Linked DNA regions of Mus musculus: region 1 is linked to region 2. The links are chromatin loops, found by intact Hi-C in ENCODE. Cell type or tissue: heart. All regions are shown on one strand. Each heading gives the region's core, and the rest is flanking DNA. Links, peaks and the distances in the headings are about the cores only.

The links. Hi-C counts contacts between places; a loop is a spot of excess contacts. Peaks named below come from ENCODE experiments on the same cell type or tissue, not always from the same donor. Only the 100,000 strongest peaks of a DNase experiment are listed, where the experiment ranks them.
Region 1: a loop joins it to region 2, with 12 times the contacts of the local background. A loop is called at or near these places in 21 of 42 quality-filtered maps.

Annotation. Positions count from the first base shown.
Region 1 is chr6:136,415,442-136,431,257 of GRCm38, reverse strand. E330021D16Rik (RIKEN cDNA E330021D16 gene) reads left to right here and starts at 15,689. Exons shown (of 2, transcript NM_001201390.1): 1 at 15,689-15,816. In heart, for the core only: CTCF peaks have their summits at 8,712 (motif pointing left) and 10,011 (motif pointing right); no DNase peak of the experiment used is centred there; H3K27ac peaks cover 1,297 bases.
Region 2 is chr6:136,736,489-136,752,304 of GRCm38, reverse strand. Gucy2c (guanylate cyclase 2c) reads left to right here. Exons shown (of 27, transcript NM_001127318.1): 8 at 1,251-1,386; 9 at 3,441-3,526; 10 at 8,278-8,389; 11 at 11,614-11,695; 12 at 14,843-14,948. Among named protein-coding and RNA genes, the nearest start is that of Gucy2c, 37 kb to the left of the region's middle. In heart, for the core only: a CTCF peak has its summit at 9,317 (motif pointing right); a DNase peak (open chromatin) is centred at 9,334.

The sequences.
Region 1 (15,816 bases), core at 5,082-13,081, 320 kb after region 2:
GTTTTGTATCTTCTTACTCAAGCTGCTGGCTGCCCCAGGCTTATGCCTCCTAAACCAAACGTCAAGAACTTAATCTTTGCTTCAGGCTCAGTATATTTATTTATTTTTTTAGAGGATTCATACTAAGGTAGTTATGATTTTGCCATAGAGTGAACCTTTCACATTTGACAAAGGAGGAATCTGTTAGAACCTTCATCGTAGCCTTTGTGTAAAGAGTGAAGAATTATAAACTGTTCGGCATTACTGTGTTTGGTTTTTATACACAGATAACATAGCTCTTGAAAACAGAAAACAAAGGCCTGGAGCTGAAAGGAAATAAAACTGTAATTCATGTAATGTATGTCAAATAGCCCAAAGAGTTGTTTGTGAGCTTTGAAACCTGGGGCTGAGAACATAGCAGAACAGACCAGGACATGCCTGGGCAGGCCCATCGCCTCCCTATCTCCCACCCCTCTGACCTAAGTTAAATGTTACAGGCTGCTGATGTTTAAATGGACCAATCATGTGAAACCGCGCCAATTCCTCCCCCAGCCCCACTCCTTTTCTATAAAAACCCCTAGCTTCCAAGCCTCGTGGTCGAATCCACTGTCTCCTGTTGTGTGAGATACGTTTCGACCCGGAGCTCCGCCATTAAAATACCTCTTGTTGTTACATCAAGGTGTTGTGTTCTATTCGTGATTCTTGGGTGCACGCCGAATCGGGAGCTGAGTGGGGGTTTCCCCACTGAGTTCTTTCAGAGCCAAATATGTAACAAAAAAAAAGTGTTTTTTGTTTTTGTTTTTAAGTAAACGTTGAAATGTCAGAAACCCCATATTGCACGATGATTTAGTAAAGCTTTCTTTCTTTCTTCCTTCCTTCCTTCCTTCCTTCCTTCCTTCCTTCCTTCCTTCCTTCCTTCCTTCCTTCCTTCCTTCCTTTCTTTCTTTCTTTCTTTCTTTCTTTCTTTCTTTCTTTCTTTCTTTCTTTCTTTCTTTCTTTCTTTCTTTTTGGTTTTTCGAGACAGGGTTTCTCTGTGTAGCTCTGGCTGTCCTGGAACTCACTCTGTAGACCAGGCTGGCATCGAACTCAGAAATCTGCCTTCCTCTGCCTCCCAAGTGCTGGGATTAAAGGCTTGCGCCACCATGCCCGGCTATTTTCTTTATTCTGTTAGATAAAAGTTTTTTTTTTTTTAAAAAAGATTTGCTTTACGTAGGTTGGTGTCTCTGTGTAACTTTGTTAAGTGTGTGCAGGTGCAGGTGGAAGCCAGAATCCTCCTGGAGCCGGGGCTTCCGGTATCTGAGAGGTCTGGGAAATGAACTCTCCTCTCCGAAAGAGCAGCAGGTTTAAGACTCTGGTGAGCCTTAGCTTACCAGGGACTCCCAGAGTGCATGGCGCAGAGTCGGGAATCTGTGCAAAAAGCAAGAAAAATTTATTGTTCCAACTTGTTGGGGTTGCCCTGCACATGGGGAGAAAGAACGACCCTGTGCAGCCTTTATACAGTTCTCTATGCAGCAGCCATTTGGCACAATGTGATTGGCAGGACAGTGTGACCTTTAAACTGATTGATCTATAAGGAATGAGGTAGGTGGCCAAGGGTCGCAAAATGTGTCCACCAGCTCTGGGCCTCCCCTACCTGCAGGTGGCAGGTGGCTGGTCCCTCCTTCCTGTGGTCTGAGGAATGTACCTAGCTCCTCCCTTCCAGAGGGGAGGGCTGCCTATAGTCTTCATGACCTTTCTGTTCCAGGAGGTGGAATTTTCTAAAGTTCCTGAGCCGACTTCTTCACAGGCACTCTCGACTGCAGAGATATCTTGCTGGCCCCATCTATAGAGAGCTTATAAACATAAATGTAATCATGTAACTAACTCATATATAAATAGATGAGGTCTGAGTGTAAGGGTTTTCTGGAGGGAGAAGCACGTGTTTCAAGATAGTGTCAGATGGCAGAGGCAGAAGGAATCAAAAAAATGGGGGCTTTTGTGGGTTACAGGGTGAGTTCAAAGCCAGCTTGCTACATGACTTAGCAAGACTTTGCTTCAAAATTAAAATAAAAAGGGCTAGGGATGAAGTTTAGTGCCAGAGTGATTGGCTCCCATGTGGGAGGTCCTGGGCTCCTGGTGAGTGGGGAAATGGGGTGTTTTCCCCCCTCCCTCCCTCCCTCCCTCCCTCCCTCCCTCCCTCCCTCCCTCCCTCCCTCCCTCCCTCTCTCCTTCCCTCCCTCCCTCTTTCCAGTGTTTCTAGTAGCCCAGTCTGGTCTCCAAGTTGCTATGTACTAAAAACGATCTTGAATTTCTGATCCCCCTTTCCTATATATCTTAGTGCTGGGAGTACAGTATGTGCCACTGTGCCCAGTTTATGTGGTGCTGGGGATCGAACCCTTGTACAGGCTGCACACTCACTCTACCAATTGAGATAAAGTCAGAAACCAATAGTCTTTAGGGAGAGGGGAAGGGAGGAGAGGGAAGAGGAGAGGAGGGGCTTTGAGAACGTCAGTAATGCTTCACTTTTTAATTGTCTTTCCGGACAGGGGTTCTCTGTGTAGCCCTGGCTAATCCTGGAACTTCTGTAAAGTCCAGTTAACCTGTAAGCCCTAGCTGCCCAGGAACCAGGTCATTTCCTTGAATGCTGGGAATTGTAGTTCTTGGGAAATAACACCTCATGTCCGTATACGCCCCTGTAACATCAGGCTCGAGGCCATTCTCAGGTGGGAAAATTTGAGTAACAGCCCTGACCAAAGTCCATCTATTGATCAGTATGTACTACTTAATAATAAAGCTTGCTTCAAATTTGGCCCAAAATGCTACAGTTGGTTTTTGTGGTGAACCTCTGGATCAACACCTCCAACTCAGAGATCCCCCTGCCTCTGCCTCCGAGGGCTGGGATTGAAGGCATGCGCCACCACTGCCTGGGAGATGCTTTCCGTCTTTTACCTTAGCTGCATAGTGGAGCTGTTCCATATAGTGCAGAGAAGAACCTGTGACAGCTACATTATTTATTTATTTTTATTTTGTATGAGTGAGTTTGATAAGTCTATAGCCAAAGGAAAAGGATAAGTAGTGTTAGATAGATAGGCAGTAAACCATCATCAAATCAGGTGCTCAAAAATACCCAGAAGAAATTAACTGGAAAAACCCCACTAAGGTAGCCTGCTGTTCGTGATGGAGGCAGGTTTGACAGAACAGGGTGTTTTCCTCCACGGGGCTTCCAAGCAAAAGAACAAATAATTGCAGGAAGGTGATGTCATCAAATAAGGTGCTCACAGCATCCAAAAGAAACTGGGGAGGTTGAGGTATCAGCTGGAGTTCCAGGTTGAGCTTTCTTTCTTTGGGCAAACGACCCAACCCCCACCTCCTCCACCATCTTTCTATAGCGGGATGAATAACAGCGGCCCGTGTAGGAAAGGGTTCATCTTCCGGTTCTCAGGGGCACCGTGTTTTCACTTTGGGGCTGTTTTGCTGCTCTCTGCCTCCATGTCACAGAGTTAACAGAACCAGATCATCCTTCAGAGAAGGGGCATTGAAGGACACTCGGAGACTCTGAAAACCCTACTTCAAGAGTCGGGTTCACAGTGAGCTTGAACAATTTTCCATGAAGCATCTCACAGGTACAGAGGTTGGGGAAGGGATTTACTGATTTCTCTCCCTCTCCAGACTCAAGGCCCTCTCTTCTTGCTTAGCTTGTGTCTTGGGCGGAAGGGAGAGGCTGGCCTATTTCAGTGCATTAGTGAGCTTGTTTGCTTGCTGGATTCTGATTAGATCCAGTTATTGGGGAGCGTCCAAGGGACATGGGGTGAGGGTGGGCGTGGACTGGAGGAAAAGAAAGCTGGGGCAGCATTCTTAAGTTTCTAGTTTGCTTAGTTTTGAAATATTTCCGTAGTCTACATAAGTATGCAGAAAATACCGCAGGTACACATGGTGGTTGGCCTGCAATGTGGTGTGTAGATGTGCTGACTTGGCAGAAGAGAGCAGGAAGGAGAGAGACTCAGACACAGACGGGAAGACAGAGCCTTTTCCAAAGGGATGAAGGAAGGAATTTCCAAGCCTTGTCTTTTCCTCTCACCCTCCTTTTGTTTGTTTCTTTAAAAACTAAACATGTATTTTATTTTTTTTAAAGATTTATTTATTATATGTAAGTACACTGTAGCTGTCTTCAGACACTCCAGAAGAAAGAGTCAGATCTCATTATGGATGGTTGTGAGCCACCATGTGGTTGCTGGGATTTGAACTCAGGACCTTCAGAAAAGCAGTCAGTGCTCTTAACTGCTGAGCCATCTCTCCAGCCCCGTATTTTATTTTTTAATTTGTGTGTGTGTGTGTGTGTGTGTGTGTGTGTGTGTGTGTGTGTGCACGCGTGCACACACATGTGCGTGTGTGTAGATGTCCGAGGAGGTCAGATGAAGGCATCAGATCCTTTAGAACTGGAGTTACAGGCATTTGTGAAACACTGGTGCTGGGATTTGAACTCAGGTCCTATGAAAGAGCAGTACTTGCTCTCAAATGATGTGCTATCTCTCCAGTCCTGTTGCTTCTCTTCTCTTCTCTTCTCTTCTCTTCTCTTCTCTTCTCTTCTCTTCTCTTCTCTTCTCTTCTCTTCTCTTCTCTTCTCTTCTCTTCTCTTCTCTTCTCTTCTCTTCTCTTCTCTTCTCTTCTCTTCTCTTCTCTTCTCTTCTTTTGACATAGGGTTTTATGTAGTCCAGGGTAGCCTCAAACCATATATATATGTATGTGTATATACACACATACACATACATATATAAATATGCATATATATTTCTTGAGGATGACCTTGACATCTAATCCTCCAGCCTTCACTTACAAGAGTATGCCATCTTGGTCAGTATGATGCTGGAGATCAAACTTGAGCTTTGGACATGCTAACAAGCACTGTTGAGCAAAGTATATCCAAGTGCCCCTCCCTGCACGCCCCCCCCCAACACCATCCCTGCCCCACAATTGTTTTTAAGAGCTAGCATCCAAAGGGCTAAGGAGTGGAGTCGTTCCAACCCTCTCATGGGTACAAAGGGCTAGAGTGAAATTTCAAAGACCAAACAAGAAGAACAGGTCAAACTGGGCCGCCAGTCTGTAGGGCGGGCATCAGAACTTTACTGCAGCTGAAGTCTGGGAGTCATAAAGGAGCAGGTTGGGCCAGAGTGGGCAGCAGCAGCAGCTGGAGTGAGCTTAGTGGGAGGGAGGCAGGGGAGGTAGGAACGGAGGTGTAGGTGGTGGTGTTTCATTTAATCTTGAAGCCATTAGCCAGTGGTTCTCAACCTCTGTCGTGACACCTTTGGGGGCTGAATGACTCTCACAGGGGTCACATAACAGATATACAGAATATTAGATACTTACATCATGATTCATAACAGTAGCAAAGTTTACAGTTATAAAGGTAGCAACAAAAATAATTTGGTGGCTGGCTTAGCACAGCGTGCTGAACTGTATTACTGGGCCACCATTGGGGCAACCTTCCTCAAATTGTATGAAGGTGTGCCCTTGTATTTTCAATGCTTAATTGTCTACTGGAAGAGAGCTGAGTGCCCACAGGATTTTGGTATTGTCACTTCTTCCCATCTCCAGGTTTTCTATTGTGTCTTCTTCACCTGTCTAAAGGCAACCTTAGAGATGTATCAGGCATTGTCTCACCTGTGATTGGTTACAATAAAGATCTGACAGCAAATAGCTGGAACAGAAAGTACAAAGGTGGAATTTCCAGACAGAGAGTGTCGCCGGGAGAGGCGAGCTGAAGCAAGAGATTCGGAGGCCGACCCAGAAGGGAGCAGGGAAGTATAGAGCAAGCCATGAGGCAGGTCCCAGGCTAGAAGAGTGAGGTTAAGTTTAAATGGTAGCTGGGAGACTGCCCCAGCAAAGGGCCTAAGCTCTAAACTGTATAAAAGTCTGTGTGTGGTAATTCACACCGCTGGTGGTCGGAGAAGGTTGCAGCATTAGGAAGGTTGAGAAGTCTGCTACCACACTTTCAATCTTGAAATGCATTTTCCCCTGAACACATTCGCTGTGATTAAGACAAGAACCCAAAGGAAACAAACCCAAGAGAATTGTTACAACGTTTCTTTCTCAACCCCGCCCATCCCCAACCCATTTTCATCCTGTCGCCATTTGTTTTTCATTCTGCAATGCAAATATGATCATGATCAGCTCTCTCACATCTGGAAGAACATCTCAACTCTTCTTGCTCAGTGAGGCATCTTTAAATTTGTTCCGTCTTTGTGACTCTACACTCTCCCCGTCTTCCCTCCTATTCCTGTCACCCTAAGGATGCAGTTTCTGTTAGAGCAGTTTCTCACAGAGACCCTACACATGTCAGAGGATTTATTTGTAGAGGGAGGCTTTCTGTGTGTCCAGGGCGTTTCCTGTCTAGCTGGCTTCAACCACTAGCTACCGCCATTAACACTGCTGCAGTTGTGACAAGCAAATCTTTTTCTAGACACCCCAAAATCTTTTCAGAGTAAAAATTGCCCCTGATTTACTATGGGGGCGGCGGGGGGGCTGGGGGGTACAGTGTGTTATTCCCCAGTTTTTTCTTTTCTCTCCCCCTTCCCTACTCTCCTCCCCATATGCATGCTCATGGGTATACTACAACCTGCACTTCTGCCTCTGTGTGTGTGTGTGTGTGTGTGTGTGTGTGTGTGTGTGTGTGTGTGTGTGTGTGTGTAGGTCCGGCCACTTTGGATGTAGTCCTTGCCTTTCACCTTGTTCTAGGCAGGATCCACTGTTTTGTATGCCAAGCTGGCTGACCCTGGGACCTATGGCTTTACCTGAGCTCAGATCCTGCATTTATCTGCTGAGCTGTCTCTATAGCCCATCTGTCTCCATCACCCATCACCACAGGGTGATGTTTCCACTGTGATCAGCCCCACAAACATGGTCTCCGCTCAGCCCTCTGTGACTCTGTGGAGGTGGCAAGCTGCCTGCAGGAACACAGCATGGTGCCTTATTCAACCATATTCTCATGTATTACTTGTCTCCAAGTTAGACTGAGAAATCAGGCCTTCACACTGTCGTGGTTTGGTGTTCCCATTTTACGTGCTATCCTGTGTCCTTAGCTAAAGCTGGCCTCCAGTACTGACAATATCTCTATGTACATTTTAAAAACTTCACAATTTTGAATATTATTAAAACAATTTAAAAATGACATTTAAGAGCTGGAGAGATAGCTCAGTGGGTAAGAGCACTGACTGCTGTTCTGAAAATCCTGAGTTCAATTCCCAGCAACCACATGGTGGCTCACAACCACCCTTAATAAGATCTCACGCCCTCTTCTGGTGTGTCTGAAGACAGCTACAGTGGACTTATGAATAACAATAAATAAAATTTGGGGCTGGTGCAAGAGGGACTGAGGGAGCAGGGTTGATCTGAGTGAGCAGAGGTCCTAAAAATTCAATTCCCAACAACCACATGAAGACTCACAAACATCTGCACAGCTACAGTGTACTCACCTACATAAAAATAAATGTCTTATTAAAAAAGGACATTTAAGGGTTAACAAGATGGCTCAGCAAGTCAAGGTGCTTGACTCTGCCAACCTGAGCTGTATTCCAGGATCCCACGTGGGTGGAAGGAGAGAACCGATTCCTGCAGGTTGTCCTCTCACCTCCACAATGCACACACACACACACACACACACACACACACACACACACAGGCACACACGGTAAACAAAGTACAAATGACATTTAGAAGCCAATCGATATTTTCTTTTTCAATAGCTGATGTGATATCTGTGATGCCCAGATTCCCTCATTGTCTGGAGCTTGCCAGGTGAGCTAGGCTGGCCAGCTGCTGGGCCCCCAGATCTGCCCATCCCCACCTCACTATTGCTGGCCGCACAAGCAAGCACTGCCACTCTCAGATCTTCGTTGTGGCTTCCGAGTCTAATTCAGGTCCTCATGCTTGCGGGGCAAGCTCTCTTCTGACTGAGTTATCCCCTGAGTTCCCAAAACATGATGCTTTATATGTGGCTTGTGAACAGTTGTTTCTAGTTATTCCACCTGGTATGGTCTTATTAGCCCATCATCATGTGCCCTGGCTGCTTCAAACTCACCATGTAACTGAGGCTGGATTTGAGCTCCTGCCATTCCTGCCTCCACCTCCCAATTGCTGAGACCTCAAGTGTTCGCCAGCATATTTTGCTTCAATGTTAGAATGCAGTTTATAAATTATTTGTACATATCTACAATGGGAGATATTTTGTAGCTTTAATACATATAGGCATTTGACACTACTATATTTGTAGATTATGTATTTGCATTTGATGATATCATCAGGCAACATGGGGCATTTATACTCTTTAAAATGCACAGAACTATATATAGCTACTAAACAGTAAGCTCTGCACGTCATTTACTTAGGACCATCCGTGACTTAAAAGTTGTTATTCTGGTGGCTGGAAAGACAGCTCCGTGGCTAAGGGGACTTGTTCCTGTTCCAGAGGACCCAGATTCAGTTCCCAGCACCCAAGCCCAGCAGCTCAACAGCCTTCTGAGCTCCAGCTCCCGAGGCTCCGAGGTCTTCAGTCTCTGCAGGTGGCTGTGCTCACGCACACTTACCCGCACACAGACACAGATGCATATACGGAATTAAAAGATAATAAAACAAACGGAATCTCTCAAAGTTATTCTGTCTAGGAAGCTTATTGTCTATCAGTGATAACTGTGAAAAATGTTTTTGTACCTTGGATTTCTAAGTGGCAGATGGCTTGCCAATGCTGCCACCTTCTGGATGGCATTGTGCACTGCACCACGCAAGGAAGAATCAAGTAAGTTCTTTATGTCTGAGGTGAGAAATTTCACTCTTTTCATTTTGGAAAGGCATGGGCACTCTTTTTCCTATTTCCCTCATTAAATTCATAGCTATTTGTCACCGTTCCAGCCACCCGCTAGAGTAAGGATGCTGTGCTAACATCGTAGTGTAAACTAGCTGGACTGTCATCATATCCCCCTTCTGGACTTGTGTTCCCTGTTCTCTGTCCTGCTAAATTTATGCCTTGGGAGCGTAGGCTAGCCTATGGGAGGCACATCTATAAGCTTCCGTGTCCTTAACTTCCAGGCAGATGAGGGCGGTGGGAAGCATCAAAACAAGATCAAAAGGAGAGGAGGGATCTGACCTGGCGCATCTCCTCCGTCAGTGCCATTCCTAGGAGGACGCTGGCTCTGTCCATCAAATGAAGGTCACATCTTCCATCAAAAGCCTTTTACTAAATCAGCTTGCTCTCTAGAAAAGCGATAAACTTCCTACTTCTGTCATTAAGAGCCTGAGCCATATGTGATAACAGTCCCACTGGAATGAGAAATGCCCGATACGCTCATGAATCAGAAGGCCCGCTCCCTAGCTGCTGGTGCGGTCGGGAAGGTTCTGGAACCTTGATGATGTGGACCTTGCTGGAGGAGGAGGAGGCATGCCGCTGGGGGTGGGGGATGGGTGGGCTTTGAGGGTTTATAGCCTCTCCACTTCCTGCTCTGCCTCCCTGTTTCCTGTGTGTGGATGAAATGTCAATCTCTATTTCCAGCAACTTCTGTACGGACTTTATTCCCTGGAACCGGAAGCTAAAATAACTCTTTCTTCCTTAAGCTGCTTTTGGCCATGTGATTTTTTTTTTTTTTTTTTAATCACAACAACAGAAAAGTAACTGATGATGAAGACGGTTAGAGGGTGGCCCCCTACGGTCACCTTTTATAATGACCTGTGTAATTAAGTATCCATTAGGCCCCCTGAGAAAAGGGGCCCAAAGAAGTAATGGAAGGGAGGAAGGACTTATTTTGGCTTGCAGGTCTAGGGGATGAAGCCCATACTGTGAAGAAGGCACGGATGCTGGAGGGCTCTGCCCATGGCCATGGGAACCTGAAGCAGCTTGTTTACATCTTGGTCAAACAAGAAGCAGACTCCTAAGGCCTGAATGGGGGTAGGTATAGCTGAAGGACTGCCCCTGGGGGCCTCCCATTTAAAAGATTTTCCAACTCCTCAAAGCAGTACCCCTAAGCAGCTGGGGACCAATAGTTATTCAAACACAGGTCTGTAGAGGGCGCTGTACATAGAAATCAGCACTGTCACAGACCACAGCAATGGGGAAGATGATAACTGTTCCCTCATAGTGCTAGAGTTGTATAGAGAGTGTTCCTTAAATGCCCAGGTGTTGAAGGATTGGGCTCCAGCGTGGTGCTTTTGGGAGGAGGTAGAACCTTTAAGAGAAGGGACCTCGTGGGCTCAAGTCCCAAGAGCTAGTCTTGAGGAGCATGGTGTGGCTTTATGCTAACCCCACACAAGCTAGAGTCATCAGAGAGAAGGAGACCCTGACTGAGAAAATGCCTTCATGAGATCTGGCTATAAGCAAGCTTGTGGAGAATTTTCTTAATTAGTGATTAATGGCAGAGGCCCCAGGCTATTATGGGTACTGTGAGAAAGCAGGCTGGACAAGCCAGTAAGCAGCACCCCTCCATGACCTCTGTATCAGCTCCTGCCTCCAGGTTCCTGCTCTGTTTGAGTTCTTGCCCTCATTCACTGTTTTTGATTTAAAAAAAAATTATCTATTCATTTACCTTATGTATACGAGTACACTGTAGCTGTTTTCAGACACACCATAAGAGGACATCAGATCCTATTACAAATGGTTGTGAGCCACCATGTGGTTGCATGAGGTTGATCTCTGAACCTCTGGAAGAGCAATCATTATTGTTAACCACTGAACTGTCTCTCCAGCCCCTGAATCTTCTTTTTAAATCATTATTTTATGTATGAATGTTTTGCCCATGCCTGAGGAGACTAGAGGAGGATGCTGGATTCCCTTTAAATGAAGATACAGATGGTAGTCAACTCCATGTGGATGCTAGGAATGGACATAGGTCCTCCAGGAGAGCAGCCAATGCTGGTCACTGCTGAGCCATCTCTCCAGCCCCACCTCTTCCTTTAATTTTTTTTTTTTTATGACTGTATGACTGGAGAGGATTTTATGGTACCTGCACATCTCATTGTCTTTATTGTTACTGTTATTGTTCTGTCGTTAACAATGATTCAATGAGGGCTGGTGAGATGGCTCAGCGGGTAAGAACACTCACTGACTGCTCTTCTGAAGGTCCTGAGTTCAAATCCCAGCAACCACATGGTGGCTCACCACCATGCTTAATGAGGTCTGATGCCCTCTTCTGGTGCATCTGAAGACAGCTACAGTGTAGTTATGTACAATAATAAATAAATCTTTGGGCCGGTGCAAGCAGGGACTGAGAGAGCAGGGCTGACCAGAGCAAGTTCAGTACCCAGCAACCACGTGAAGGCTCACAACCATCTGTACAGATACAGTGTACTCATATGCATAAAATAAATAAATAAAATCTTTAAAAAAAAGCCCCACATATGATTCAGTGAACACAGGGTGTGCTCTGGCAAACTGATTTAATTACTTTTGGAGATAGTAGTGGGGTTGCTGGTCTTATGGTCATTCTATTTTTATTCCCTGAGAGTCCCCGGATTGCTTTCACTGATGGGTCTCAGCATTCTCTTCCACAGCGTTTGAGAACTCCTTTGACTCTGCACCCTCGCCAGCACTTGCAGTAATCATTTCGACAATGGTTGTCCTGACTGGGGTTCTGACAGGGACACGGGCTGCATCTGCAGGAAATGCTGACCTTGCCCCGGGCAGATGTCTAATGGGTAACTAAAAGCAAGGTAGAACCTTGCCCCTCTGCCTTCATTTTGTATTTGCTTCTTCTGCTTTAAACTGGGACAAATTCCTGCTCCACTCTCCATGTTAATCATTTAGATAGTGTTTGTCCTCTGCTTCAAGGTTCAACACACCCAGATAAGTACCTAAGGGGGTTTAAAGATTTTTCTGGAACATTCTGAATGCCCTGCTGTAGAATTCCTAGAGGGACATTCCTAGAAGTCTACACTCGTGGCTCAGCACTTTCCAGGAACTGGAGTTTTGCAGGCAGCTCATCCCATGAGGATAATGCACACTTAAGATGGAGCCGTCTTCTAGTGGGAACTGAGTCGTGTCTCCCTCTCAGGATGACAAGGCAGAGGGAAAGACAACATGCAAGGCGAATGGAGATTGCACCCATAGTGCCAGCAACTTCCTTAGCACCAAAAGGAGGTTGCCAGGATGCGAGTGGTGGCTACTGCTCTCGCTGGCAAGGCACTGGAGTGTGCAAGTTTCCTGAGCCCTCGCCTTCGTTCTCTTTGCTCTGAACAAACCCCAGGTCACTCCTGCTGCCCAGGCTACAACCCTTGGACCTGTTTTCCTCCCATGGCGACGCTGACTTTCTTGCCTGTTTTTGAGGTATGTCCTCACGTAGCCTCTCTTGGCCTCAAACTCCCCTCTTCCCATCTGGCTTCTCCCCCCCTCCTCTCTCTCTCTCTCCTCTCTCTTCTCTCTCTCTTTTTCCTCTCTCTCTTCTCTCTTCTCTTTTCTCTCTCTCTCTCTCTCTCTCTCTCTCTCTCTCTCTCTCTCTCTCTCTCTCTCTCCCTCTCTCTCTCTCTCTCTCTCCTCTCTCTCTTCTCTCTCTATCTCTCTCCTCTCTCTCTCTTTCCCCTCAAGGCCTGCTTCAGTCTGGACTCTTGCAAATGCCTCTGGCTGTTCTCCCTCTTATCTACATGAAACCCCTCCTCCTAGGCGTTCCTTGGAGCGGGCACGTCCTCTTTTTCTTTCACCAAGGCACTGTATGCTGGAGATGCATGGCAGAGGAAGCTTCTTGTGAGCCAGGAAGGGTAAGAGAAAGAGAAGTGACTGGTCCCACAATCCTCTTCTAGAGCATGCCCTCTGTGACCTAATAAGCTTTCTCTTAAAGGCTCCCCATCTTCCAGTACCACCCCCCAGGAGCCAAGCCTTTAAAATACATGCATTTGACGCTCTGTGCCACGGAATTCCACCCCGGCCTCCCCCTCGTGATAAAATAAGTGTTCATTTCAACTCCTCGAGTCTCCAATCTCAGTGGCAGGGGAACCCTAGTGATAGGAGAAAAGGCCCACCGGACATTTAGATCTTTGTCTCCAGTCAGAAGTATGAGAAGAAACTGTTAAACCCCCATCTTTTTTTTTTTATCTATTTCTGGCCCCTCTTCTTATCTATCTGCTTGTCAGGAATCTAACTCCTGCTCCCTCTGGGGTGTGGCTGGGGATGTAGCTCAGTTGGCACGGTGCTTTCATAGCAGGCACAGTCCTGGGGTTCCATTCTCAGTGCTGTATGAATAGAGCAGGCAGGACATGCCCATAAGCCCAGCATTGTTGGGGGCGGGGTTGAGAAGTTCTGGGCGGAGCCTCAGGGAGCTCACAGGAGTGTTAGCCTCCTTCAGGGTTTCTTTAGGACCTGACAGGTTGAGGCCCCACATAACAGGGCATTCAATTCTGTTTTCTTTTTTCTTTCCCCCACCCCCCTCGGCCCCCGCTATCTCTTATTCTGTTGTCAATTGGCAATAATCACACCTCGAATAAAACTCATTGGCTATGATACTGCCATTGCACAGAGCTGAGCACTCAATTCTGGACTGACCATGTAAAACTACGATTCCAAAATAAACTTTCTTCTCTGAATTTTAATTTGTTTTAAAAACTTATTTATTTGTCTGTCTGTATGTGAGCGTGTGTGAGCATATGTGTCAAAAGAGGGCATCAAATTCCCTGAGACTGAAGTCGTAAGCAGTTGTGAGGTACTGTGTTGGTGTGGGGAACTGACAATAACTTTCTTTCCGGGAACTTTTCTTTTTCTTTTCTTTTCTTTTCTTTTCTTTTCTTTTCTTTTCTTTTCTTTTCTTTTCTTTTCTTTTCTTTCCTTTCCTTTCCTTTCCTTTCCTTTCCTTTCCTTTCCTTTCCTTTCCTTTCCTTTCCTTTCCTTTCCTTTCCTTTCCTTTTCTTTTCTTTTCTTTTTTCTTTTTTGAAGGAAGGTCTTGAGTATCCTAGGCTATCCCAAGAGTTACTATGTAGCCACAGATGGCAAGCTCTTGATCCTCACACAACATCTTTCAAGTCTTGGCATTAAAGGCATGTGCTACCGTCCAATATTTCATTATATTTTCCTGCCTATATATCATATACACCTTGCTTATATTCATATATATACACACACATATATATACATACACACACATATATACATATATGTAATTTAAATCTAGTCCCTATATATGATAGACTAAACCTTTTACTTTTATAAGTTATTTGCTTCAGGTATTTTACTATAGAAATGGAACGCCGCCTCATACAGAAACCTATTGGTAAGCGCTTTCAAACTAGGTATCAATAATGCCTAAAATAAACAACTCTTCACCAGACCGTCCAGGAAGGCTGTGTCCAGCCACTGTGTTCAGAAGGAGAGGCCGTGTCATGCTCGACACGTGAAGAAGCCGTGTATGTAAATACTGCTGGCAATGATACCGAAAACCTAGACACTCTGTGGGCACCGTGGACTTTATAGAAGCAGGGTTGCTTTCCTTGTTAACCCTTTCCTAACCAGTACCTTCCAGTTTTCTAACGTTCCACATTTTGAGGTCATACTTCATTCTGAGGTGATTTTATTGCCTGTTGGCCTAGCAATTTCAAGGCAAAAAGCACACTTAGTTTCCTCGAATGTGCATGTTGGCCATCTTTGGTCCTTTTAGCTGGTGTTCATGGTGAGAATGGAAGCAAATGTTGCTGAAGGGATAGACTCAAGGAAAGACTTGTGTATCTGCTGCCTGTGACCTCACACATGAGTTTTCTGATTTGAGAGAACGTCATACCCCGTTCCACAGCTTCCGGTGTTTTGTGTGGAGAAAGGAAGGGAATGGTGGTCTGCGTTCAGGATTCCTTGGGCTCAGTGAGACTCCAGGAACAAGTCTGTGCCCTTCGGTCACTTCATTTTGCGTCAGTGTCCTGGCTAGTTTTATGTCTGCTTCATAGAACCTAGGGTCCTTAGAGAACACAGTTCCATAAGTTTAGGCTTCAGGCCTACCTGTAAGGCATTTTCTTAATTCCTCATTGAAGAGCACCAGCCCTGCCTCCAGGTTCCTGCCCTGCTTTGAGTTTCTGTCCTGACTCCGTTTGGTGATGAACAGTGATGTGGAAGCAGAAGCCACATAAAGTCTTTCCTCCCCAACTCTTTGGCCAAGGTGTTTTACGGCAATACGCATCCTCGCTGAGACAAGTTGGTACCGGGATAGTGGGTATTGCTGTGACAGAACTGACCACACTTTGGGGGGAGGATTGTGGAAGAACTTTGGGCTAGAAAAGTTATTGATTGTTAAGAGCTCACTGAGCTGTTCTGTGGCAGCTTTCAAAACCAGAATGCTGAGAGAGCCGTGCAGAAGATGGAGGCCTGGCTTGGAACCCTTCAGAGACTCTACCAGGGCACTTGCATGAAGAATCTGTGGTATTTGGTCAGCTGGAACTGAAGAATCAGCTGTGATTAATAAGAGACCAGAACCACTAAAGTAAAATGTTTGCTTTGCTGGGACAATAGGTGCTGGTCAGCTAGGGCTGAAGAATCAGCTATGGTTAAGAAGAGACCAACAACATCATTGAGGTGAAATCTTCTGGGAAGCATTTCCTTAGGGCCAGCACACAGAAGCTGCGGTCCAGAAGTGGCCAAGTTTGTGCAGCCTTGTGATAGCAGCTGAACTTGGTAGTTGAAGTCACCCAGGTGGTACTGGTTTAGAAGGCAGGAAGGGGTCACGGAGAACAGCTGAGGTTTGCTACTGGGAGAGGCCATAAAGGAAGGCAGAGCCAAAGAGGCAATAGGAGCTCCGGGATTCAAGAGGTCATGCAGAGAAGTTGAGGCTTGGCACCACGAAGAGAGGCTGTGAGAGGCTGTGAGTGAAAGTGTCGCCTAGCTTTAGCAGAAGATTCCAGCATTTCGGAGATTCC
Region 2 (15,816 bases), core at 5,206-13,205:
GTGATAACTCCAGCTATGTCAAGTTGACACAAAACTAGCCAGTACACCTACCTTGTTTGGCACTTGTCCTAGAACAAGGACTTCCACTTACCCATTAGACCATAGTCACCTTATTATACTGCAGAGCTTCTAAGACACATTAGGCTCTGTCAGTCACTGAGCTTTAATGAGTTGCAGTTTGTCCTCTGCCTTCTGCTTTCTGTTGAGAGAGGCTATAGAAATGAATGAGGGCGTGGCTCAGATACCCCCAAGCAACTTTGCAATGGCGAGTGAATGCCTAAGCACTGTAAGGAGGGTGAGCATCATCCCTCTTCCTAGACCATCTGTCCCACGTGCTCCATGTTATGGACCTGCCAAAATTAAGGCTTGTAAGCGCCTTCAATGCAAGATCTTAATTGAGTTCTGTTCATCCCGTGAAATGATGACGATCTTTGCGGCTGGCCACATAGTTCAGTGAATACAGACACCTGCCATGTCTGATCACCGGAGTTCGCTCCTGGGGTCCCACAAAGTGGAAGGAGAGGCAGGAGTCCCAGAAGTTGTCCTCTGACCTCCACGTGCATCCCCTCCCTCAAAAATAAATGTCATGAAATGATGATTTCAGAAAAAACAAAAACAAAACCAGGACCTTTATGGTTGTTATTGTTAATGTTTTTTGCAAAATGATTCCAAGTGCAAAGAACTTGAGTTGTCCTGTGACTCGGACAGAAGGGAGTTCCAAAGTACATGAGAGAGCAGAACCTATCTGGTTTCAGTTGGGTGAGAACTTTCAATTCCTGACCCTGAGAACCATCACGTAGCAGACGCAAAGGCAGTGGGATGCTAACTCTATTATTTTGCCAGGACAGAGGTTAAGGGCCTGAAGTGATGCTCGGAATCAGTGTCAAAGCAGTCAGTGGTGCATCAGCCAACCAAAGCCCCTCCCATCCCACTCTGGGCTTATCCCATATGGATGTTAAAATGGCAGATTTGACTTTCGCAGCTACCTTGTGTATTTCACCATCACAAGAAGGAAGCACAAGGCCTTCTAGGTCCTTCTCTAAAGTCAGGGCTCTTGTTTATTAATCCCAGGAGAAGGCAAAACTGGGACAGCGGAGCCCTGGCCCGAACAGGTGTTTCCCAAGTCTTCCTTAATTTCATGCTTCCAGATCCTCTGAATGTATTTTATCATGTTTCCCATGAATACCTACTCTAGGTTCCAGATCCCACCCCCTTTTCTCATTAAAATATATCTTCTCCTTCTCATTTAGGGGAGAAGTGACTTTTCTCTCGCTTACTTGGAGGGAACCTTGCTATTTGGACACATGCTGCAGACGTTTCTTGAAAATGGAGAAAATGTCACGGGTCCCAAGTTTGCTCGTGCATTCAGGAATCTCACTTTTCAAGGTACCTGTCTCATGGGATCAAACAATAAAGTCAAAAAAATGCAGGCTTTGGGAGGGGGTAGTGGGAGTCCACCAAGACAGGTGTCAGCGGTTGACGCTTCAATTGCTAAAGACCCTGGAGCTCAATGGAAGGAAAGGGCATTGCATAAACCTTTGGGGATGTGGTGATGTGTAACTAGACCGCAGCTCATGCTGCTGCAGTGCATGTTCGTGGGGTGCTGCAGAGTGAGCATGTAGGTCGGGGGCTCCATGAACGAGCAGGTTTACACAGAGCGTTGTTACGAGTAGTGATGTGCTGCCTGCCAGAAGAGAAAAATTTGCGGCTTACTTTTGTAAGTTAGCATATAAGGTATATTTACAGTCTTTTTCAAATGAATTGCATTTTAGTAGATTCTCTTCTCCATCCATATCCTCTTGTCTCCTGGCCCCCTAACACACATACACACACACACACACACACAAATACACACCACACTCACACATACACACACCACATTCAAACATACACACACACACACATACACACACACACCACACTCACACATAGTAACCAGTTTCAATCTCCTTTCTGCTCTCTTGCCTTAGGTTCAATTTTTTTTTTTAGTTTTATTTTTATCTCTTTATATTTTAATATATCTCCCTTCCTTTCCTATGTTAAGCCTCTATTTCCCCACACACACCAACTGCCCCCCAACTTCTAGACCGACACACCCATCCTGCAAGCTCCTCTTGGAGCTTCTTTGTCTCAAATCAAAGAAAAAGATTATAAAGAAATTTCCTTTTAAGAAATTATCTGGGGGCTGGAGAGATGGCTCAGTGGTTAAGAGCATTGACTGCTCTTCCAGAGGTCCTGAGTTCAAATCTCAGCAACCACAGGGTGGCTTACAACCATCTGTAATGAGACCGGATGCTCTCTTCTAGTGTGTCTGAGAACAGCTGCAGTGTACTTATAGATAACAAATAAATAAATCTTAAAAAAAAACCCAAACAAAGAAATTATCTTAAAATCTTGCCCTGCAAAACCTTTGTCTAGACCAAAGTGAGCACTTTGTTGGCTCCAGAAGATAGACAGTGATTAAATCACTACCTGGTCTACAAGCTGTGCCGGTGGCTGTGGCCTGAAAAGTACATGGTTTCTGCTTCCCTGGAGAAGCAGAGAGACACAGTCATGCATCACTCTGGCCCTGAGAAAAAATTTTAATAGCTCTGAGTCTGATTAAAATTATTTCTCATCAATAAAATAGAAGCAACCATTTTTATGTCATGACGTCCTGAAGAAAAGAAAATGGCAAATGTGCGGAGTCCTCTGACACAGAGATGGTGTCTGGTAATCATGAAATACATGTTAGGTTTGATTTTTTATATTTACATTCATTTGTTTATTCAGGGGTGTGCACACAAGTGAACATTCATGTATGCACACCACAGTGTGCAGAGGTCAGAGGACAACTGGTAGGAGTTGGCTCTCTCCTCTTGTCACATGGGCTCTGGAGACTGGATTCAGGCCCTCCGGAAGCATCCTGCCCAGCTGAACTGTTTGGGCATCGCAGAAGTAAGCTGTCCTGTTGAGCATGTAAAGGTTTTCCACCGAAGCACACATTCTGCATGGTTTACAGTTGGGAAGTTGAAAAACAAACAACCGAAGTATCTTTTTTAGTGTTTTAGCCACCAAACATTAGTGAAGCGATTTTGTTCTTTGTACAATGTAGACTACTCGCTATGGCCTACACGCTCGGCCACTGGTTTAGCTAATATTCTTGTGCAGTGTGGAGAATTCAGCAAATCATTAACCTACCACATCCTAAATGGCAGGAAGAGGATTATCCTGCTAAATGAACGAACATTCCCCCATAAAAATACCCTTCACAAATCACAATTAGTAGGGGCAAGAAGTAGGTAAGGGCCATGTGGTAAGAATATTATAGAGTGATTCTAATCCATTTTACAATCTTCATTGGGATCCTGCAGGTTCCACGCCTAAAGCCATTGATGGTCTCCAACATTCGTTCATTCATTCATTCTCTCTCTCTCTCTTTCTCTCCCCCCCCCCCATAGGCTTTGCAGGACCTGTGACTCTGGATGACAGTGGGGACATTGACAACATTATGTCCCTTCTGTATGTGTCTCTGGATACCAGGAAAGTATGTCTGACCCCTGATATGACCCCATGGTGACAATACTGGGTGGAAAGGGGCAGTTAACTGGAAACAGAGAGGCAGTGAAGGAATTAGAGAGGTTGATGTTCAGAATCTAAAGATAGATCATGGCAGCTCTCTTGGTTGTCATATGTATACTCCACTTGTGGTAGGATTCCCTAAGCGTGTTAGCATATAGAACCTCTAATCAGAAATCAGCTCACACACATATAGGAGTCAGACTAGTAGAGTCGATGAAAGGAAACAAGCTGATGGCAAGCCTTTCCTAAAGAGTGTAAAGCATTTTTACAAGCTAAATATTTCAAAGAAATAGCTCTCTCCATCAGCACTTCCATGAAACATGTGAACTGTGCAGTCTCTCAGGCACACACATGAAAGTGCCATGATGCTAGACTTTAACTCACATTCTACACCTGTGTCTTAATTAGGGTGTTACTGCTGTGAACAGACACCATGACCAAGGCAACTCTTAAAAGTACATCATTTAATTGGGGCTGGCTTACAGGTTCAGAGGGTCAGTCCATTATCATCAAGGCAGGAACATAGCAGCATCCAGGCAGGCATGGTGCAGGAGGAGCTGAGAGTTCTACATCTTCATCTGAAGGCTGCTAGCAGAATACCGGTTCCCAAGGAGATAGGATGAGGGTCTTAAAACCCATACCCACAGTGACACACCTTTGCCAACAAGACCATACCTCCAAATAGTGCCACTCCCTGGGCCAAGTATATTCAAAGCATGACATTCCACTCCCTGGTCCCCATAGGCTTGTTCAAACACATGAGTTTACGGGAACCATATCTAGCCATAGCAAAAAGTACATTTAGTTCAACTTCCAAAGTCCCCGTAGTCTATAGCACATCAATAAGGTTAAACGTCCAAAGTTCAGACTCTTCTGAGGTCCATCCAATCACTTAACTGTAATTCCTGAATGAAGACAGGAACCAGCCGGGCAAACTCCAAACTCTGCATCTCCATGCCTGATGTCAAAGCAGTTTTCATATCTCCAACTCCTTTTTCATCTTTGTTGAATGCAACAAACTTCTTTGCCTGGGCTGGTTCCACTCCCTGTTAGCAGTATTCCTCAGGAGATACTCCATGGCTCTGGCATCTGGGGTCTCCAAGACAACTTCAATGTTACAGCTTGTTTCAATGTCTGGCATCCACACATGATCTTCTAGGCTCCTCCAAAGGGCTGGCATCATTTCTCCAGCTCTGCCCTCTGTAGTACTCTAACCTCAGGTTGATCCACTCCACTGCTGCTGCTGTTCTTGGTGATCATCCCATGGTACTAGCATCTCTAATACATTGGGATCTTCTGCTGTTACTAGGCTTCACAAATAACCTCTCATAGGCTCTCTTCATGGTGCCAAGCATCAAAACCTTTGCATGACCCCTTCAGTCATGAAGGCCACCAACTACAACTGAGGCTGCCCCTTCATCAATGGCCTTCTCTGTCCTCTCACTGTGCCAAGCCTCAGCTGTTCTTCATGACTCCTTCATGCCTCAAAACCAGTACCACCTGCGTGACTCTTACACATTACCAAGTACAGCTGCAGCATGAAATACAACCTTGGCTATCTCTGGAACATGGCTTCTTTGTGCTCTCAGAAAACACTTCCCAGAAGATTTCACCTGAGTAATGCTGGTATCTTCTTAATCACCACAAATTTCTTAGCTCCAACTAACCAGCATCAATTGTCCCAGGAATCCCTTCTATTTTTCACTCTAAAGCCAGAGCCACATAGCCAAAGCTACCATGTTTTGATGTTTGCTGGGGCTGGAACATGCATGGCCCCCTCCTTACTCTACTACCAGCTTCCTGTTTTCCAACTCTTCTGCCTAAGCTTGTCTGTCCTGGCATTTGCTCTGTAGATTGACCTTGAACTCAGAGATCTGCATGGCTTTCTCCTGTAATACTCTAATTAAAGGTGTGTACCACCATGCCTGGATTTAAGCTTTTCTTTTATCCCAGGTTAGCCTTAAACTCAGAGATCTGTTTGGCTTTGTCTTCTGGGATTAAAGGTGTGTACCACCATGCCTGGATTTAAATTTAGCTGGATGGGTTCTTACTCCCAAATCCCTTAATCTGCTATCTCCTAGAACATAGGATTCAGGCCCATTTCACTTCCTGGTGCCCCTTTAATACTTTAACCATATATTTTGTATTTTTTCCTTTCTAAGCTTGCTATGCTTGTTCAAAACTTCAGGAGACTTAACCAAAGAGCAAAGTCTCTGTCAATGCAATTAATATAAGTCTCCTTATCTTAGACTCAGATAGACTCTTTAGACAAGGGCAAAAAGCAGCCACAATCGTCACCAAATACCACAAAAGCAGTCTCTAGGCCACATATTGAAATTCTTCTCCAATGAACCCTCCTGGGCCCGGCCTGCACAGTTCAAATCAATCTCAGCAGCAAAGTCTTGCACATTCTTACTAGAATGGCCCACTACACCGCACTAAAAACATTCCACTACTTTCCAAACCCAAAGTCTCAAAAATCCACATTCTTCCAGACAAAAGCATGGTCAGGCCTATCACAGCAATACCCCAGGCCCTGGTACCACTTCATTATTATGGAAGAGCCTGTGATGGCTGGTTTTATGTCAACTTGACACAAGCTATGGTCATCGGAGAAGAGGGAACCTCGATTAAGAGGTTGTAGGCAGGCCTGTAGAACATTTTTTAAAATCAGTGATTAAGGAGGGAGGGCCCAGCCCATTATGGATGGGATCACCGCTGGACATTTTGGCTCACGGTTCTATAAGAAAGCCAAGGGGAACTACTAGCTAGTAAGCATGGCCTCTGTGTCAGCTCCTGCCTCCAGGCTCCTGTCTGGTTGTAGTTCCTGCCCCGACTTCCTCTGATGAGAAACCCTGATGATGAAGCATAAGTGTTTCCTCCCTGAGTTGCCTTGGACATGTGTGTCAGTGCAGCAATAGTTACCCTAAGACAGCAGCCTCTAAAGAGGGGAGAGGGTCTACTCTCTCACCATATCTCCCACAAGAAGCTTCCTGTCTGGTATAGAGTTCACGGCTGAATTTAAAAGTGGAACCGCTTCCTGTATGCCTTCCGGAGCTGTGTCCGTCTAAACCATGAAAGCCACTGTTTCAGCCAGCCAAGTGACAAGTAAAGACCTTTTTCCTACAAGAGAAAAAGTGGACATCTAGAAGGAAATAGTATTCATTTGTAAATGTTCCAGAGTGGACCTTAGGGCAAGCTTAAATCATAACATACATACACATAATTAATATAAATAAGTCATAATATATGCATAGGTCTATATATATTGACACTGCCTTTTGAGAGACATCTACAATGGCAAATGTAAAAAATTACAGAAAAGATGCCCATCCTGAGAAAGTGACACCAGAAATTTGAGACAGCATTTCAGAATCTATAGTTTTTGTTACTATATTGGACCTTTAATGAAATACTATATTTGGGGGCCAGTGAGATGGCTCAGTGGGTAAGGGTGCTCAACTCTAAAACAGACAGCCTGAGTTTGATCCCCAAGACTCACGTGGTAGAAGGAGAGATTGGATTCCTGAAAATTGTCCCCTGACCACCACATGAATGATATGTATACCCACCTCCCAAATAGAAAAAAAGAAGAGAGAGAGAGAGAGAGAAGGGGAGAGAGAGAAAGAGAGGGAGGGAGGGAAGGAGGGAGAGAGGGAGGGAGGGAAGGAGGGAGAGAGGGAGGGAGGGAAGGAGAGAGGGAGAGAGAGACAGGCAAAGAGGCAGAGACACAGAAAGAAAAAAAGAAAAAAGAAAGAAAGGAAGGAAGAGGGAAAAAGAGAAGGGAGGGAGGGAAGGCAGGGAGAGAAGGAAAGAAGGAAGGAAGGAAGGAAGGAAGGAAGGGAGGGAGGGAGGGAGGGAGGGAGGGAGGGAGGGAGGGAGGGAGGGAGGGAGGGAGGGAGAAACTTTAAGAGGAATATAAAGTTGATACACATGCCATGGAAAATTTTTGTGTCATATCCCCCAAATGCTTCAGTTACTAACAGGAACCACACAAAGAGACCCACATGCTCATCCAAAGAGATGAAGACCCTACTGTCCTCGGAAGAGACACAAAGACGTGTGTGAGAGACCTTTCCTCACCACACTTCCACTGTTCCCTACACAGGTCTCCCAAAACAAATTTGGTCAAACTTCTCAGCATTTGACTGCTTCCAACCTCAGTACATAGTGTGTGTATTGGGGAGAACCTAGCAATTAGCTCTCAAAACATGGAGCTATCAGAATACTAGTCTATACTCAGGGTAGGTATCAATAGAGAGTTGATAAGCCACACCCTAGCATACAGGCTAATTTTGACCTTCTATATATGCAACTATAGGTTCTATCCTTCAGACTCAAGTCTCTAAATGTAAATTTCCCATGGAGAATATTTTGAGGGAAGGATAGTGACTGTAGAAGGTAGCCCTGTTTCAAACATATTGCACACAGCATTGTCAATACCTAGAGCACTAATTCAAAGATAGCCTGTAATAATGTTTCCATTAGCAGATAACGTCACGTGAAGGCTTTATTCATAGAGGCTTAATTAACAACTGGTAATGATGGCTCATATCTGTAATCCCAAAATTTGGGAAGCTGAGGCAGGAGGATTAAGAGATCGAGATCACGTCCCCAAAGCCACACACACACACACAGTCAGCCTCATCACACATTGCTCTAAAATGTTCTCATGATTTTCTTTTCTTTTTGCCTTTGTTTATGGCTCCAACACAGTACAAGGTTCTTATGAAGTATGACACCCACAAAAACAAAACTATTCCGGTGGCTGAGAACCCCAACTTCATCTGGAAGAACCACAAGCTCCCCAATGACGTTCCTGGGCTGGGTAAGCCGTTCTTGCTGAGTTTCCTTCTCTCGATGTGGTTTCCGCGCAAGCTGTAGGCAGTTAGCTTGTTTATCTTTTCTTCTCATCTTGCCTAGACTCTCCAGGTTTGTGGCTGGGTTTTACAAGCCCAGTGAGTTCTGGTTAGACCCATCCACATTCGAACCCTGTCTTGAAGATGGTTTCCATATAAGCGGGACCCCCTAGAAAACAAAGTCAGAAAATCAGCAAAATTGAATAGACATAAAAATGTGTACTTTATCCTGTTACTGCTACAGACTCAATGTTTTAAGCAAGGAATATTTGCTGGATCTCACCTCTCCTCAGCTTTGCTCAGCACCTCAGGAAAGGATCTGTCTAGCCCTGTGTGACGCCTGCACGGTACTCACGCCACATTTGCTTGTTCATGTGTCTTTTTACAACATACTGTACAAGATTGGGGTCTAATAGTCACTGATACCTGTTGCTGAAGCATACTGCACTGGAATAATTGAATAATTATGTATTCAATTATTCAATATATTCAATACATTCAATATGTAATTTATTCTATATAATCTACAATATATATTGTAACATTAATATCATAAGAATATATAATGTTATATAATATTATTAAATATAATATAGTGATATATTATATTATATTAATTACACACACACACACACACAAACACACACACACACACACACACACACTGGACCCAGCACTAAAACCATTAATTTAGATGAAAAGGCAGGTCCAGGGTAGCATAGCCAAAGACAATTGCGTTAACATGAGTCAGTTTGCTTTGATTACAACTAAAAGCTTTCTCCTCTAGCAAAGCAGCCTGTTTACCGAGTTCCCTCCAGCCCTACTGTCCTAGGACTTAGAAATCACCCTGCTGTTCACTGTACATTCTTTGAGAAGCCGGCAGAATGCAACAACCAGAATAGCCACTAGAGGGCACAGATGGTTTGCCTTAGAAGTAGCCTGAACCTGACTTAACAGAGAAGCAAAATGAAAATGCGGTTGAATTTTAAACAACTGCATTTAGCCAGGTGGCTCACATCTGTAATCACAGTGTTGGGAATACCGAAGGGAATATTACCATGAGTTGAGGCAATCCTCGGCCACAAAATGAGATCCAGGCCAGCCTGGACTACTGAGTATGACCCTGTCTAAACAACAATGAACTGATTTCATTTAAATAGCATGTTTAAATATCTAATTATGGTCATTATGTCTAGCACAGGGGGTGCTCATTATGTAGGCAGGTAGGGACTGAAATGACCTGAGTGGCTCAGACTCATGCTCTGGCATGGGGGTGTATGATGCCACAGTGTGGAGTTGTATTTTTTCTACAGACTTCCTCTTTGTCTGGGGCTAGGGGTGTGTTACGGTGGCAGTGTGTGATGGTGGTAGGCATGGTGGAAGTACTGTATCCATCAAAAGAAATGTGGTCACGACATGACTTCATGACAGTCTCATGATGGTCATGACATGACGTCACGATGTCATGATGGCATGAGCCCTGAGGTGGGAGCACTTTCCTGCCTAGGTGAGAGGCGAAACAAAGTCACTTAGAAAGCCAGGTGACAGGCAACCCCAGGGCAAAGCTTGCCAAGCAGCCCTCATGGAAATGTGCTACAGTTTTATCGCATGCTAAGCTTCTGCTTGGGACGGAGCAGGGGAGGGATGGGGCGTGGCGGGGCGAGGGACTGGGGGCAACAGAGGGTCAGCGGGTGGGGGAGGAAGAAGGAAGAGAGAGAGAGAACATGAGAAAAGTTTAGGATACAGTATGATTAAACAAAAACATTACAAGATGTGTGATAAGTTTACAGTAGAGGAGGGTCTTAGTATATTTTCATATTGGGGCATCTTTTTCTTGTCTCGGTAAAATAAAGAGGATCAAACTTTTATTCAAAGCTTTCAGCCATTTAAAAATCAATAATTTACTCATGGTGGGTACAGGCTGGCTGGTAGACAACCGAGCTGTGCCTTCAAGGGTCTTGAGTGTCCCCCCATGCTGTGTTAGAGACTCCTGGGGGTGGAGGGGGAGGGAGTGGAACTTTAATGAGAAATCTGTTCATCTTTTCTTGGAGTAATTTCATTAAGTACTTGGAAGTGACCTCCAGTCTTTAAAAAAAAAAAAAAATTTGAACACTTTCCCTATTTGAGCATTTGTTTGCGCGTGCTCTCTCTCTCTCTCTCTCTCTCTCTCTCTCTCTCTCTCTCTCTCTCTCTCTCTCCCTCCCTCCCCTCCCTCCCTCCCTCCCCTCCCCTCTCTCATGCAACTCTCTCCTCTCTCCTTGTCCTTTTTACCATATCCCTTTGTCTTCCAGCTCCTTACACATTTTGCTTCTCACTTTGAGTCATCCTTTCATGGAGCGTACTTACTTCCTGCCAGGTGGGGAAGCTCTGCACACACGTGAGCCAGAATGAGCCTGCGAGGGTTTTTACTGCTGTGGCTTCTGACACTGAACTTGTCCCTTACGTCCTTGGACGTCCCTCCAGTGTTTCCTCGGATTACACTCCCATTTTCCTGAACTCCACTTGTTGTTCTGAAAATCTGTGAATGGAAGACTTCTACTCAAACTATGCGCGCGCGCACACACACACACACACACACACACACACAAGATTCATTCACTCTAACACAGTCAAGTTATTGCTTTCCCTCAATAATAGAAATCTTGGAGAGGAATAGTATACAGCACTGTGGTTTAATATTCTAATTGGCTTTCTTACAGTATGCATCCAGCATTTAAACATAGCCATCTCTTTCTTTCTGCATAGAACCTCTTTAGACACACAGATCTAGAGAATATCATGTAGGCTTATCTCCCTTCAAATTATGTGTTGGAAACCACTTAATGTTCCTATGACAGTAGTGGTTTTGGTTAGAAATAAGGAGCTACATGGCTGTGCCTAGTGGCATGTACCTATAATTCTAGCACACAGGGGGATCATAAGTTTTAGGGCAACTCTGAGCTACTTAGGAAGAGGAGAGAGGGGAGGGGAGGGGAGGGGAGGGGAGGGGAGGGGAGGGGAGGGGAGGGGAGGGGAGGGGAGGAGCAGAGCCTGCAGATGCTGGATGCATAGCACCAATAAAAGATTAATCAAAAAATGTTTTTCAAAAGGGCTCTTCCCTCTCCTGTCCTCGGGCTTCATTTCACCAGGCGGGGCTCTGGGACGCATTTGTGCTGTGGCCCCGCTAATGCACACCCCTTCCTTCTCTGCACAGGCCCTCAAATCCTGATGATTGCCGTCTTCACGCTCACGGGGATCCTGGTAGTTCTGCTGCTGATTGCCCTCCTCGTGCTGAGGTACCTCCTTCCCACAGGCTTGCCCTCCAGATGGGGACGGGAGAAGGGGACAAGCCTGGTGTCCATTGGCGGTGCTTGATGAAAAAGGCAGACCTGGGATCTAGAAGGCACTCTACTTCAAAAGCGGGGTCAAAAGCAGAAGCCGATATGTGTAGATCAGAACCCTGGCATTGAGGCACAGGATTCAGATCGAAGCTCTGGCCTCTGCCCCTGTGAGTCTGTGTGCTCAGGCTAGTTCTGCTGAGTGTTGGGAAGACTGCAAACATGCCTTGTGTCCAGCTAGCCACGTTATGAGCAGTGTCTAACTAGCTATCTTCAGAGATCTACTGGTATATTGTGAAAGATTGAAGATTCATCATACAGTATAGTGTGGAGCCTAGGAGAAGCTTAGAAACCGCCCGTGCCACCAGATGTGGTGACCCGTGCCTGTAATCCCAGACTGAGGCGAGAGAATGTGAGTTTATGGCCAGCTTGCACTACACAGTAAGACTCTGTCCCAGACAAACAAACTAAACCAATAACTCCAAAGAAATCACCTGTTCCAAGTATCCAGAGCCCGAGGAAAGGGCGACAGACTCCATCTGGCAGGTAGCGAGTAGGGGGAGCAGAGATCCAGGCGGGTGAGCACCAGAGCCATGGTTTTCCTGCCTGACTTGGGCATAGCTTGTGCTGGCTGGAGACATAGGACTTATTAAATATTCAATGACTCTATAAGCATCCCAGCTTCTGCCTGTGCGCACTAAACACAGAATATTCTTTCTCGGTGTGTTATCAGGATGCCCCAAGTCAAGTGTCAATTATCTGTGTGTGTCACACACTTTGGTAAGAGTGTGTGACTATTCTTTCTCATGTGCCCCCAGCCCATAGCATGTTTTCTCTGGTGAGGGGGAAGACTGGTTTCTTTGCTCTGAAGGCAGAGTTCATGTCCTAAAGCTATGTTTCTCAGAATACAGGGGACAACAGGTCTACAGCATGACCATTTAATCTTTCAGAAACTAAGGCCGATCAACTTTCCATGGGGGAAATAGGAGATAGATCTGGTTGTCTCTATGCCTGGAGACAGAGGATTCCTAATGGCCAGTCGTGATAAGGAGACCTGATACAAAAGACTAGGCATATGCTATGCGGTTTTCTACTCCAACTACTGATGCATGAAAAACAGGGATTGATTTATGATGTTCCCTGAGCCAGGATAAATGACAGCTCTGTTGAGCCCCAAAAGTCTCCAAGGCCACAGACATCATGGCCCGGCAGCCTCTGATGTCTTGGTATTCATCCCTCCTGCCTTTGTTTAGGGTCACCAAAGCTGGTCAGGGGTGAGCTAATTTACACATATTTAATAAAGGAAAACTCAGAGTTAGATAGAAGCAGAGGAAGAAAGTTGAGCATCCTATTTAGGGGACACTAAATAGGCGAATGGCAAATGATCTTCAGACTGTAAGTCAGGGTTGATCTAATGACAACAAAGTGGAGATAAATTCAGGAACAGACAAGTAGGTCAGCAAGAAAGAGTGCAGATGTGACGGGATGGACTTGCAAGCCATCTAGGGAATGACGTCAGAACGGTCGGCTTTCCATCCAAAATGAAATTAAAGTTACTAATACAATAGGATACAGCCCACTCTGTGTGGAGCTTTAAGAGTTAAAGCCCTAGATGTAAAAAAACAAGCTCTAAAATGCAGAAGAAATGAACACAAGGACAAGTTCTGAGTTAAGATGAAGACAAAGGCCATAGAATTAAAAAATGAGCCTGGATACAGTTAAAACTTTCCCTACAACAACAGTAAGGAGATGGTGACACAGAAGAAAGGGCTTGCAACACAGAGGGAGATAGTGTTTGTTGTTATAATTCATAAACAGATTCCTGTAAGGGGCTCGGGAGATGGCTCAGTGGGCAACAGCAGTTGTGCAGGTTTGAGGCGTTGAGCTCAGATTCCTAGAACCAGGTAAAGCCAGGGACGGTTGTGCACATCTGCAATCCCAGCATTTTTACCGAGATGGGAGACATGAGAAGTGCCAGATACTCGCAGGCCATCTAACCTGGAAAGCACAGCAGAGCAAGCTCCTGCCTCAAACCAGTGGAAGGTGAGGATCGGGAGCCAAGGTGGTCTTCTGATCTCCAGAAGTACTCTGTGGTGTATGCATGCACACATGAGACTCACCACACACTCACACATCCACACACTCAACGCATACACTCACACACAGAACACTACACACATACTCATACCCACAGAGATTCAAATTCATGTAATAAAAGAAAATGATACAATAATAAAACTGAGAAAATCATAAACAACTCTATGTAACTATATATATATATATATATATATAACTATAACTATATATATAGGCAGTAAATATTTGGAAAGATCCTCTCCATAGAAATCAAACAAATATAAAATTAAGCAACAGTGAGCCACCATATTATAAACATCATAAATGTTTAAAAATGCTTAACAATGTCTAGACATTGGAAAAGAGAGTTCTCAGGGTGGGAAACTGTCCCATCACTTTGGAAAGGTATTTCAAGAAGAAGAAAGTGTGTTTCTTCCCTGTAACCCAAGAAGGTGTTATGTATAACACCCGAGGAATGAATTAGAAAACTCGACTTTTGTATGTTGGGGTAAATGTTGAAATAGGGCCTCACACAGCTCGGGCTGGCCTTGAACTTGCAATGTAGCCAACAATGATCTTGACCTCCTAATCCTCCTGACTCCATGTCCCAAACGCTGGTGTCCAGGGGTGGCCCTTTGGGCATGATTTGACTTCTTTTAAGGGCAAGGCCTGAAGAGGAGACTGGGTTACTTGAGAATATAGCGAGCTCAATGGTGGTTTCAGAGTGTACATTTATTTTCTGCCTCTCAGGGCTCTCAGGGTCTCGGGTATTTGATTTTATTTCTTCCATTCCTTTTACCATCTGTCAGATCCTTCATTATCCTGAATTACTGTCCTAGTGAAGGGCTTGGGAAACCAAAATGAAGAGAAGAGGAAAGCCGGCAACTGTCCCCTTAGCAGTTGGGGGAGCACAGAGCCACACCTCAGTGTCTGCTGGCCTGAGGACAGTGGGGTCAAGGTCCTTGTGTGTGGGAGCCAAATGGAACAGATGTTTATAAACACCTCCTGTTGGTTCTATTCCTGCTACAGAAAATACAGAAGAGATCATGCACTTCGACAGAAGAAATGGTCCCACATTCCTTCTGAAAACATCTTTCCTCTGGAGACCAACGAGACCAACCACATCAGCCTGAAGGTGAGGCAGGCTTGCTCTTCCCATTGATGTGTATCTGACAAGACTTAGGTAGCCTGGTCGCAAATGTGCCAAGCACGGACAGTTTCATTCATTCCAAATCCCAAGATTTAGATGTTTGCAGCTTACGGGGGAAGGGCTTCTTTTGGCTCATGGTGTTAGGACCACATCTGCAGGTGACAGTAGCAGTTTATTGCATGGCTTGCTCATAATTCGGTCAATCAGGAAAGAGAAGGCAGTCAGGCCAGATGTGTTCCAAGTTCTAATCCATTAGGTTTGTCCCACCCCTGTCCTCCCAGCTAAGTGTCACCTCTTAAAGGTTCTAGCACATCGCAGATCTGCACCACCAGCTAAGCACCAAGTATTCGAACACATGAGCCATGGGAGCATTTCACCCTCAGCCCACAATGGTATGTCGGTCATTCTTGGCTTCTGACCTGGAAGAGAGGTATCTACAGGCTTCTTACACCCTCAGGACTCATTGCCTCAGGCTAAATAGCTGCCATAAATTTTGGTCATTGCTGAGGAAGCCTCTGCTAAGATTTGTCTAGAAGTTACCCTTGGCTGGGAAATGTAACCAATCTGAACAACTCACCCACATTTTCTGCAGGTAGCAATGCAAACTCCCCATAAAAAAGCTACTTAACTGAGCTTTGTCATCCTGCCTTCTCGGGTGATACTAAAAGACAAAGTATTAAGTGTGGCCCTCCGTGTAGGGCCACACGGAGATAGTAAGGCATGGTAGGTAGGTAGGTAGGTAGGTAGGTAGGTAGGTAGGTAGGTAGGTAGGTAGGTAGATAGGTAGGTAGATAGGTAGATAGATAGATAGATAGATAGATAGTTGATAGGTAGATGATTGATAGATGATAGG